Regions from separate parts of the Homo sapiens genome. Here all the other regions are linked to region 1. The links are chromatin contacts, found by Hi-C or POLR2A ChIA-PET in ENCODE. All regions are on one chromosome and are shown on one strand. Each heading gives the region's core, a stretch centred on a gene start or an enhancer-like site at or near the end of the contact. The rest is flanking DNA. Distances are from core to core; before and after follow the strand shown. Region 1 holds the start of ST8SIA5 (ST8 alpha-N-acetyl-neuraminide alpha-2,8-sialyltransferase 5). Region 2 overlaps ST8SIA5 (ST8 alpha-N-acetyl-neuraminide alpha-2,8-sialyltransferase 5). Region 3 holds the start of LOXHD1 (lipoxygenase homology PLAT domains 1).

The links. Hi-C counts contacts between places; a loop is a spot of excess contacts on that map. ChIA-PET counts read pairs that join two places held with the same protein, here RNA polymerase II (POLR2A). Pooled maps may share reads with other maps.
Region 2: a map of heart left ventricle shows a loop between it and region 1 (4-fold over the local background). The contact joins the enhancer-like site here to the promoter of ST8SIA5 in region 1. A Hi-C loop is called at or near these places in 5 of 168 maps with a recorded cell type or tissue (adrenal gland, dorsolateral prefrontal cortex, heart left ventricle and 2 more), 1 of 37 single-sample maps with no recorded cell type and 7 of 50 pooled maps. POLR2A ChIA-PET finds 5 or more read pairs at or near these places in 2 of 52 experiments (H1 and activated CD4-positive, alpha-beta T cell).
Region 3: a pooled map shows a loop between it and region 1 (2.4-fold over the local background). The contact joins the promoter of LOXHD1 here to the promoter of ST8SIA5 in region 1. A Hi-C loop is called at or near these places in 1 of 37 single-sample maps with no recorded cell type and 1 of 50 pooled maps. POLR2A ChIA-PET finds 5 or more read pairs at or near these places in 1 of 52 experiments (activated CD4-positive, alpha-beta T cell).

What each region holds. Positions count from the first base shown.
Region 1 is chr18:46,755,316-46,759,121 of GRCh38, reverse strand. ST8SIA5 (ST8 alpha-N-acetyl-neuraminide alpha-2,8-sialyltransferase 5) reads left to right here and starts at 2,069. Exons shown (of 7, transcript NM_013305.6): 1 at 2,069-2,744. The coding sequence starts at 2,614. ST8SIA5-DT (ST8SIA5 divergent transcript) reads right to left here and starts at 1,679. Exons shown (of 3, transcript XR_001753434.3): 1 at 663-1,679; 2 at 1-325. RefSeq lists a silencer at 2,097-2,486.
Region 2 is chr18:46,674,518-46,678,163 of GRCh38, reverse strand. It overlaps ST8SIA5 (ST8 alpha-N-acetyl-neuraminide alpha-2,8-sialyltransferase 5), which reads left to right. Exons shown (of 7, transcript NM_013305.6): 7 at 1-3,646. Among named protein-coding and RNA genes, the nearest start is that of LOXHD1, 19 kb to the right of the region's middle. RefSeq lists enhancers at 511-1,356, 1,357-2,204. Within about 2 kb of position 1,888, at least 2 of the 41 ENCODE cell types and tissues checked have a DNase peak (open chromatin) inside an H3K27ac peak, as active enhancers do.
Region 3 is chr18:46,655,428-46,658,884 of GRCh38, reverse strand. It overlaps LOXHD1 (lipoxygenase homology PLAT domains 1), which reads left to right and starts at 1,665. Exons shown (of 41, transcript NM_001384474.1): 1 at 1,665-1,981. The coding sequence starts at 1,852. RefSeq lists enhancers at 608-657, 468-1,417.

The DNA of each region.
Region 1 (3,806 bases), core at 820-3,319:
TGGAGCAATCAGTCAAAATCAATGGTGGTGGTGGGGACAAATGAACAAGTCCCACTCCCAAGAAGCCAGCCTGCCTGTGTGTGTGGGAGAAAGAACCTCATCTCAGAATCCCAAGACTTGTTGCTAGGTGAGTTACTTTGGGCATCTGTTGCTTTAGTCCTTTCAGCTGTAAAATGGGTTAGCCAGGGGCTAGGAGGTGAAAATTCATTAATATATGCAAGTGAAGCACGTTTTTATGTGCCAGACAGCAAACAAATACAGGAATTATTATAATAATGGGCCCTCTAAATGTTGGAGTTTTTCTTTAATTGGTTAAAAAGCCTACCTGTGGCCGGGCGCGGTGGCTCACGCCTGTAATCCCAGCACTTTGGGAGGCCGAGGCGGGTGGATCATGAGGTCAGGAGATCGAGACCATCCTGGCTAACAAGGTGAAACCCCGTCTCTACTAAAAATACAAAAAATTAGCCGGGCGCGGTGGCGGGCGCCTGTAGTCCCAGCTACTCGGGAGGCTGAGGCAGGAGAATGGCGTGAACCCGGGAAGCGGAGCTTGCAGTGAGCCGAGATTGCGCCACTGCAGTCCGCAGTCCGGCCTGGGCGACAGAGCGAGACTCCGTCTCAAAAAAAAAAAAAAAAAAAAAAAAAAAAAAAAAAAAAAAGCCTACCTGTGACCTTGCAGAGAAATACAGAAACTCTTCATGGATAGCACAGGGGCCACTTCTGCCTTATGAATTAACACAAATCCCGAATTCTTGGTGGAACCCTTATCATGAGATTTTACTGTGCATTATTTGATCTTTCCAGTTCAAAGAAGAAACTACTAAATGCCAAGGTCGAGAGTATTGGAGTCTGGGCACTTCCCCCATCAAAGTTCTTGTGCTGAGGTTTGAGTTTCGGTCAGGTTCGCTGTTGAATCCCTGGCCTGACTCTAGAACATCCCGGAGTGCCTGCTGGAACCTGGGAAGGGGCACCCTAGAATCTTCCAACCGGCCTCAGTGGCGAGCGCCGCGGGCACACGACTCCCAGCGCTTGGAGCCTCTGCGGTGTTAGGATGACAGGACTGTCGCCTGGCCGGGTTGGGGGGTGGGGACGGTATTTCAGGCTAAGAATTTCTGAGAGGCACGACATTCGCATTGCGTTTCTGTGATTATTCTCCCTGGCTTGCGTTCTGAAGCACGAATCTTTCCGGATGTAGTAACTGGCTTCCTAAAGCTTTGGGGGGACTGTGGTCCCCGAAGGCTGCCGGCTGCCTGACCTAAGATTTACGAGTGGTTCCAAGGATGAGACAAGGTCCCAGTGTCTCGGTGACAACAGGGTCTTTGACGAACGGCTGCCGAGTTGCAGCTGGGGAGGGGGAAGAGGACTGTGGCGGGGGCGGGGAGCCCCTGAATTTCTTCCTTGTAGGAGTTGGGCGCCGGGGCACGGGCAGGCAGCCCCGCAGGCCATCAGCATGCAGGAGCGGCGCGCCGTCCTTGAAGGGCTGCCCGGCTGACCTTGCTCCGCTTTCTCCGGAGAAATCGCTAGGAGAGCGCGAGGACGCGGCCACGATGGTGACTCAGTGCCCTGCGCGCCGCACGCAAATGCTCCCTTCCATCAAGTCCAGCTCCGCAACTGTTGTTTCCTCTTCCTGCCCTCTTTTTTTTCTTTTTTTTTCTTTTTGAGACGGAGTCTCGCTCTGTCGCCCAGGCTGGAGTGCAGTGGCGCGATCCCGGCTCACTGCAACCTCCGCCTCCCAGGTTCAAGCGATTCTTCTGCCTCAGTCTCCCAAGTAGCTGGGACTACAGGCGCGTGCCACCACGCCTGGCTAATTTTGTTTTTTGTATTTTTAGTAGATACGGGTTTTCGCCATATTGGCCAGGCTGGTCTTGAACTCCTGACCTTGTGATCCGCCCGCCTCGGCCTCCCAAAGTGCTGGGATTACAGGAGTGAGCCACCGCGCCCAGCCCCTGCCCTCTTTTTAATTCCAAGATTCAAACCCGGCGTTTTGCGCTCCGCCCCTCCCCCTCCCCACGGCCCGCCTATCATTAGCCAGACTGCGCGGGTGTTTTGTACGCCCCCTCCCCCCGTCCCTATCGGCAGAACCGGAGGCCAACCTTCGCGATCCCTTGCTGCGGGCCCGGAGATCAAACGTGGCCCGCCCCCGGCAGGGCACAGCGCGCTGGGCAACCGCGATCCGGCGCCGGACTGGAGGGGTCGATGCGCGGCGCGCTGGGGCGCACAGGGGACGGAGCCCGGGTCTTGCTCCCCATTGGCCGCCACCTCGGCGGGAGGGGCCGCCTCCGGCTCGTGGCACCTGGCGTCTCCCCTCCGCGGGGAAATCGGCGGCTACCCGGCACCGGCGCCTGGAGGTAAAGGTACCCGGGGGTGGGGAAGGCCCCTGGCCGCGGCAGAGCTCCCTGCCACCGGCCCTGTCCTGCTTGCCGCCCCAGCGCCTGCGACGCTTGGATGCCCCCAGCTCCGGCCGCGCCAACCAGAAACTTTGCCCCTCGAAGTCCCCCGCCTGCCTGACCGCACCGTGAGGCGCCAAGTCGGCCGCGCGCCCCCCGGGGCCCCGGAACCCCGCGAGTCATTGCCTGGCCGCCCCGTACCCCGCGCCCGCGGCGCCCGGTAGCCAGGATGCGCTACGCGGACCCCTCGGCCAACCGGGATTTGTTGGGGAGCCGAACTTTGCTCTTCATCTTCATCTGCGCCTTTGCCTTGGTGACCTTGCTGCAACAGATCCTGTATGGCAGGAACTACATTAAGAGGTAAGAAAGTCCATTGAGAGGGCGGGATGCGCGGAGCCGGCCGGCGAGCCCCCGGGTGGCAGTGGCCGCGGCAGCTTCGGTCGCAGCGCCCCGGGGTGAGTGGCCGTGGGGTCCGCTCCTAGCCCCGAGCATGGCCGCTTAGGCTTGGGCCACCGCGTTTCCAAGAGCATCCTTGCTTGCTTCTGCCCAGCGCTGGCTGGAGGGTCCAGACAACTTTGTTCCGCTGTGAAAAATGAAGGACAGAATAGAATTCCAAGCAACCAGGCTGACGATAAATCCATTTAATACCCGGAGAGACCGCATGGATCGGAGCGGTGTCCTCCAGACCCACAGTTCTATGGCCATTTGTTTGGACTCCGGGGTCGGAGGGCTCAAAATCGTATCGATTGTTTGTTTGTTTGTTTGTTTGTTTATAACCTCGCGAGTCCTGAACTTTCGTAAGGACCCTTGGGAGAAAAAGCATTTTCCCCTCCAGGAGCTTCGGGTTCGGTGGGGGTGGTAGTGTGGGCTGTGGCTATGCGACAGGGATAGTGATAGTGAAGTCTTACAATCCCACAGCCACTGGATCTGTGAAACTCAACAACCTGATTCCTTCTGAAACAGATGGCTTTTTTTTTCTCATCCTTAGCGCAAAAGGTCAGAGCTGCAGCATAAGTTAACCCCTCGTTGGGCTCTCCCCCTACTCCACCCCAATCCACGGTTAAACTCCAAGAGAAAGAGCAGTAGGAGGTGTCACTCAGAAATTCAATTCGGGCACAGCCTCAGCCTCTCTATTTGCAGAAGATACACTGAAATGCCAGCCACTTCCTTCTGCCGGCTCTGCTGGCTTAAGGAAACACTTGGGGTTCCTCCGCCTGGTTTGAGAGATTAGGGGAGGTTCTTGCTCTAGGATACACCCATATCAGAGCCTCTCTTGGCAAGAGCCCTCTCTCCTAGCTGCTGGGCTGTTTTTTAGTTTGCTGCTAGTGTCTCCCTACTCTCACCGCCCCTCCCCTAGGTTGATAGGAAAATAAATGTCTCTCTAGCTAAGTAAGCATCCCACCTTCTTCTCTAAACTTCCCC
Region 2 (3,646 bases), core at 639-3,138, 81 kb after region 1:
AGGGGATGAAATGATCCCAAACACCTGCTAAACCAGGAAGAACTGCAAAGGACAGTGGATGGTTATTACTTGCTTGAGCTCTGCCTATTTCTCCCAGGGAGGGAATTTCTGGGAAAGATTCCAGTTACCTGAGATTTCTAGCCACTGCATGGTTAATTGAACCCAGTTCTTGAAACCATGGAATATAAAAACTAGAAGGTTCTTAAAGACCATTTTGTTCCACTTTAGGAAACAGGCCCAGAGCAAAGATGTGACTGGGTCAAGTCATGCCTGGGGCTCTACTGAGTGCCTGCTGTGGACAGAGCCCTCTACTGGAAGCCCTCTGGGTACTAGTTATGTTCCAGATGGGCAGTGTTTGGGGGAGGCTCCCTGGTGACACAGACATCAGGATTCCCACAGCTGAGGGTGTTGCAGGTTGGAATCTGCCCCAGCCAGGGCCCTCGTAGGAGCTGAGGATTGGAGCATCGGGATCCAGCCCACAGAGGAGTTGGGACACCTGGCTGCTGGCCATATTCCTGCCTGTGGGTCTTAGGGCCAGTCCTTCCTCTCCCTCAATGTCTCAGTTTCCTCATCTCTACAACTAGAAGCTTTGTAAAAATCTTCAGCGTCTGTACAATGTCCTTATTTTGGGGGGACATTCATGATGAATGGATCTAAACCATAATTAATATTTCTCATTATACTAGCTAGCATTTATCAAGCTACGTTAAGCACTTTCCCTATATTATCTCCTGTAATCATCATGAGACCCCTTTGGGTAAGGAGGCTCCCATTGTACAGATGAGGAGACAGAGGCTTAAAGCAATTCCAGGACTTGCCCTTGGTCAGGCACCCAATGGAGGGAACGGCACCCAATGGAGGGAACTGCACCCAGATCTGTAGAGCCCCAAAGTCTGTGCTCCAAACCTCTGTCTTAGCTTCCCAGACAGTGACACCAGAACATGAGGGATCCTGACCAAGATGCCCCTGCAGGATAGTACGGGGCCCTCCTCCAGGGACAAATGCTCTAGGAGGCTGTCATCGTCCGGGAAGCAGCCTGTGCTTATAGGTGCCTCTCCCTAACCCTGCCGCCTACAGCAGTAGCGACTTACCCACAGTGGCACTGGAGGGGAACTGAGGCCATCGTCACATTTTTAAGGTGAGGAAAGATGCCCAGAGATAGCACATGTTAAGTGACAACACGAATGACTTGCCCAGGGCTACATGGCCAGCTTGTGGCTCAACTGGGACTCACCAGTCTCCTGACTTTCAGGATATAGTTTTTCTGCTGCAGCCAGTGTTTATAAGAAAAACATTTTTTCAAAGGCTCAGAGAGACCTGGTGTTGACTCTGGAAGCCTTCTGCCATGTTCCTCCACAGCCCTGTCACCACGCCACCATGCAGTGCAGACTACCCATTGAATTATTATTCAAGGGAAATCGATTCCCGTAAACAAAACAACCATCATGTCTTCCTTTGTGCTAAACCCACTGCTCCAGGCTTGAAAGGCAGCAAAAACAAGTAAATGACTCAGTGCTTAGCCAAGCACAAAGAAAGGTGGCTCAAGGTCAGAGGCAGCGTCTGAGACCATTTCAGCAATGCTGCTGCGGCAGCTCTGCCCACTAATCACCTGGTGCCCAGAGACAGCATGTGCTCATCGCCCTTGACTTTGCTGAGAGCAGGGAGGAAGCAGAGCAGTGCTTAGAAACAACTGAGGCAGAGTAGAGTGCTGGCCAATTTAGTGAGTGAATTGGTGAATAAATTATATTTATTGAGTGCTCATGTTGTGCCAGGCATGGTGCCAGGTGCCGGGGAGCTAGTGATGAACAAAACGTCGTCCCTGCCCTCCGGGAGTTTGTGGTCTGGTGTGTGTGTATACAGACGTTAAATGACGAATCCCACAAACGTACGTGGGAGCTGGTTGTGCTGAACACTATCAAATCCAGTCTCAGGGACAGTTATCTGGGAGAGGTGGAGGAGGGGATGACCAAAGTCAATTCCGAATTCTGAAGGTTGGCAGCATAAAAAGTGTAATGAGCAAAGCAGCAGATACTTCTCAGATATCATCCTTGACATCCGTGTAACATTTGACAAGGTTGGCCTCTCTGGTCTTTTTTGTTTGTTTGTTTGAGACAGAGTCTCCCTCTGTCACCCAGGCTAGAGGGTGGTGATATAAATATGGCTCACTGCAGCCTCGACACCTGGGTTCAAGTGATCCTCCCACCTCAGCTTCCCAAGTAGCTAGGACCACAGGCACGTGCCATTGCTCCCAGCTAATTTGAAAATTTTTTTTTTTTTGTAGAAACGGGGTTTTGCTATGTTGACGAGGCTAGTCTCGAACTCCTGAGCTCAAGCAATCCTCCTGCCTTGGCCTCCCAAAGTGCTGGGATTACAGGTGTGAGCCACTATGCACAGTCTCTCTGGTCTTTCTAAAGTCCTCTCCTCTTCTGTTTTCTAACTATTCTTCCCTGACTTTCCTCCTGTCTCTCTGAATGCTCCTTCTCAGGTTCCTTTGTGGATTCATCTTCCGTGAAGCTTCCTCAGGGTTCTCTTCTCTTCCTAGGAGCATTCCTGCAGAAATCTCATCTATTCAAAGCCTTAAGTATCTTCTGCCCTGGCATCTTAACCCCTCTACCTGCAGGCCAGTCCTCCCTAGGAGCATTGGAAGCATGCTCACTGTGGCCTCCTGCATGTCTGTGTCTGCACAGCATCTCAGACCTCAACATGTCCTCAACTGGTATAGTTAAAAGAACAATCTGAACTCAGAGTCTCCTCCTACTACTTCGTAGCTGTGTGAAATTGAGGGAGCTCCAGAAGCCCCTGGAGGCTCTGGACTCATCATCTGAAATGAGGACAGGATACCAACCACAACAGCTGTTGCAAAGCTAAGTGAAATAGTGTTGCACAATGCCTAGCACAGTGCCCAGCACAAACTAGACACTAGCAAGCACAGGTTGCCTTGGCCCAAAACTTGGATCACCTTTGCCTCTTCCTTCTCCTTCACTCTTTATGTCTATTTGTTCACTGTATCTTGTCAATTCCAACTCATAAACATCCCTTTAAGTCATTCCCTCCCTGCAACCCCTCTGCTACTGCCCTAACCCAGACCATCTGATGGATCTTTTTGCTTTCAGAGAATAACCTTCCAAAAATACCTTTTGTGGGGCCCATTGCCTACCTGTATCATAAACTTCAGGTTCTTTACCAAGTCATGCAGGGAATGTCCCAAGCTGGCTTACTCACCTTCCCAGAGATCCTCCTGCCACCTCCCTGCCCTATCCCATACTATTCCAGGCACCTTTGCACACTCTGTTCAAACACCTGGAATGGCCCTCACACTCCTAAGTTCCTCTCTCCTTCCTTTTATCTGGCCACTTTTGCAGAAGTCAGGTAATGGCCCCCTGCATCCTCCCCTCTAGAGACCTGGGCTGGGCACTCTCTCCTCTGTGCTTCTGCTGCAACCATCACCGACTCCATTAGGACATCCTCACAGCACACAGCATAAGGGCCCGTGTGTCCTTGATAGAAGGTTTGCCTTCTCCCCAAGGGAAGACACGATATCTAAGCTCATTTTGTATTGCCAGCACTGGCGGGGAAGCACATGCCATGGCCACTCAACACATGTTTACTACAGTAATGAGGTCTCTGGTTCCTGGGGGACTCCAGC
Region 3 (3,457 bases), core at 416-2,915, 100 kb after region 1:
GCGGTGGCTCACGCCTGTAATCCCAGCACTTTGTGAGACCGAGGTGGGCAGATCTCGAGGTCAGGAGTTCGAGACCAGCCTGACTAACATGGTGAAACCCTGTCTCTACTAAAAATACAAAAATTAGCTGGGCATGGTGGCGTATGCCTGTAATCCCAGCTACTCGGGAGGCTGAGGCAGGAGAATCACTTGAACCCGGGAGGCGGAGGTTGCAGTGAGCCGAGATCACACCACTGCACTCCAGCCTGGGCGACAGAGGGAGACTCCGTCTCAAAAAAAATTCTAAGAAACGTTTTATTATCTTTTCCCTGAATGGGTACTCGTGTAAAATGAGTTTTCTTAGTAGATTCCTAGAGATCCTTAAGGAAGGTCTCTTCCTGAAGAATCCAGGTGTGTAAACCACATATTGCCAGAAGGGGGCGCGCGCCACCCACCATTAAACTTCACTCCTGGTCCTCAGAGGACTTTGAGCTGCTTCAAGGGCGGCCCCTCAGCTGAATAGGGGAAGAGGGGAGGTTGATCTTTCCTGGGTAGGAACGTTCGGGGTTAGAGATGCCTCCCCCTAGTGGAAGATTTGGATGGCTCCAAAGAGCAGGGCAGGACCAAAGCTGCCCCAGGCTGCCGGGGAGGCCTGTGAGTGCCGACTGCTCCTCAGGCGTCCGCTCCAAATCCTCTCTTCCTCTCCACCTGAAATTCCCCTTTAGAGTCACTATTTTGGCTTAGAGGACAAAATCACACGTGTTGCTTCTAGAGGACTCCTGTTAGCACACCTAAGTTACCTGAGAAGCGATTCAGGGACCCTCAACATGGCTGCACATGAAAGTCACCAGGAGCTTTAAAAACTGGGGCCCAAGCTGCGTCCCAAACCAAGCAAATCAGAATCCTTGGGGATGGGACCCACGCATTAGCGTTCAACACCTCTCTGGGGGCTTCTGGTGTGCAGCCCGGGCTGTGCGCCCTGGGGTAGGAGCTTGCTGATGCCCTCCCGTGAGTCCAGGTGGTGAGCTGATCTAGTTAGTGAGTTCACCTGGGAGGGCATCGGCTACGATGATGTTTAAACTTTAGTGCATATAAAGCTCACCTGGCAGGGGGAGCGGGGAGAGTTTTCTGGTGCCCTAGCTTTCCTCGTGCCCAGAGGCCACTTCCGGAAGCCCGCAGTCTTGATGAGATGGAAGCAGAGAGAGAGAACGAGAAGGATCCAGCGAGAACCCCGCCTGCTCCGTAAGACGATCAGAGGTCATGAATAATGGAGAGAAACGGGGGCCTTTGAGTCCTGGGAGCCTGGCTGATTCCGGGGCCCCGCCTTCCTCAGGAGGGTCCCGTGTGGGCTGTAAGGCTTGGGAGATCTCCTGGGTGAGGAGCCCTCACCTGTCCCTGGGGTGGCCTGGAGGGATCCCAGGTGACCCCCTGGCTGTGAGGCCAGGTGGGAAATGGACTTCAAGGGCTCCGTGTCACCTGATTCTCCATAGGGAGGAGAGAGGGCTGGTGGGGAGGGGAGAGAGGAAGGAAGTCAGCCTGCCCTCAGCGCCATGAATAAGTGATGAGGCCCAAAGAGAAGCCCCGGGGCAGGTACAGAGGAGGAGGAGGTGGCTCACCAGAGGGTGGTGGGAGGGGACAGGGACAGGAGGTTCAGAGATAAGGCACTGAGGTTCAGCTCAGGAGCCAGAGAAGGCAGAGGGAACAGCACCTTGGGCACGGGGAAGCCAAGAAAACGGGGCACTCTGGCCCACCCAGGCCTGAGCTATAGGAGGGCCGTGGGCGCCAGAGCTCAGGGAGGAGGTCTCAGGTTCCCGCAGGTGTGAGGAGGCGGCACAGTGAGCCTGCGAGCGCTGGGAGAAGGCAGCCGACAGAATGATGCCCCAGAAGAAAAGGCGGAGGAAGAAGGACATCGACTTCCTGGCCCTGTACGAAGCGGAGCTGCTGAACTACGCCTCGGAGGACGACGAGGGGGAGCTGGAACACGAGTACTACAAGGCCAGAGGTGCGGGGTCCCAGCCTGCGGGGGGCGGGTGGTGCAGCTGGCTGCGGTGGGCAGGGGTCTGTTCCTGTCTATGGGGAGTCATTCTAAGATTTCGGAGCAAGCCCTTCCTCACTGATTATCCCATGTGTCTGTTCCATATCCCCTCGGAGTAAGAAGGCAGGCATTATGCAGGGATGGTGGGGTCCCTGTTGTACAGACAGGTGGAGCAACTTGCCTTTAGCCCCCGATTCTCAGTGGAACAGAATAGACTAGAGCCACAGTGCCCCCATGGCCCCATGTTCTCCAGCTCCTGAACATCCCCAAAGCCACGTTCCAGTCTGGTCCCCGAGTAGGTGGTCTGCATCAGGCAGAGCGCCCTGAACTGCTGGGGTCATGAAAGGATGTCTTGGGGAGGAAGCCTGACAGCTCATCCTATGCCCACTGTGGTTGATGGAGACAGGGAGCCTGGGGCTTTGCAAGGAGATGTCCATCCCATATGTCGAAGGCGGCCGGTGCTCTGGACCCCAGGGCCTTGTCCTTCTAGTCTCATCTTTCCCTGGGCCACATGAGACCTGCTTGAAATTGCTCTAACTCCTTGCCAGGTAAACCAAAGAAGTGAACTGTGACCCTAGAGCTGGTTTTGGCCAGCAGAGTTTAAGTTGTTTTTTTCCTTTCCAGCGTTTTGAAATCCTTTTTTCTGTGAATGCCAATAGGCTGTGGACGTCCAGCTTATCACAGTCTCCACCACTCCCTGTCATCTCATACTAGGTCTGGTTTACTCATCAGTGCTGCCTGCCTAGTCTCTGAAGCCATTTAAATTCTCAATGCTGACTCCAAAGTGGCTCACCAGTCCCCGTAAGCGCCATAGTCATCCATGCATTCACTCATTCATTCATTCAGCAAGTATTTATTGAATGTGTGCTCTGTGCCTGCCCATGGCCTTGTTTGTCTTCCCCTTTCTCCCTCTTCCTGTCCTCACTCTGAAAGCCCAGTTCTGATCCCATCTCTTCCATGAAGCCCTCCTTGATTCCAGTCCACCATGAGTTCCCTGATTACATCCAATTCATAATTGTTCCATTGTTTCCTGCAAAGCTTGTCCAGCTGTGTCCGGCTTGCAGCCACAGTCACCCTAAACTCCGTGAGGGTGGGGCCTTGCTGTACTTGTCTTTAGTCCTCATCATTCAGCCCCTGCACAGTCCTGGGCTTAGAGGAGGTAGTCTCAGCTGAGATCAGGAAGGCTGTGGCCCCTTTCCAGGTACAGAATCCTGGGTACCTCCAAGGGTAGAAGGGGGGGCTGTAGTAGGAGGAAGTGGGCCCAGGAAAAAGGAAGCATCCGCCACCTTCTAACAGTACATGTGCCTCAAGCTCTGACCCTCTTGTGAGGGGAGGGGCTGGGAGGTGAGACATCAGGGCAGCATCCCCACCATGTGTGCTTGGCTTCCCAGGTGATTCTCCCCAGCCACGTGACTGTTGGTGAGATCATTCTAGAACCTCTCA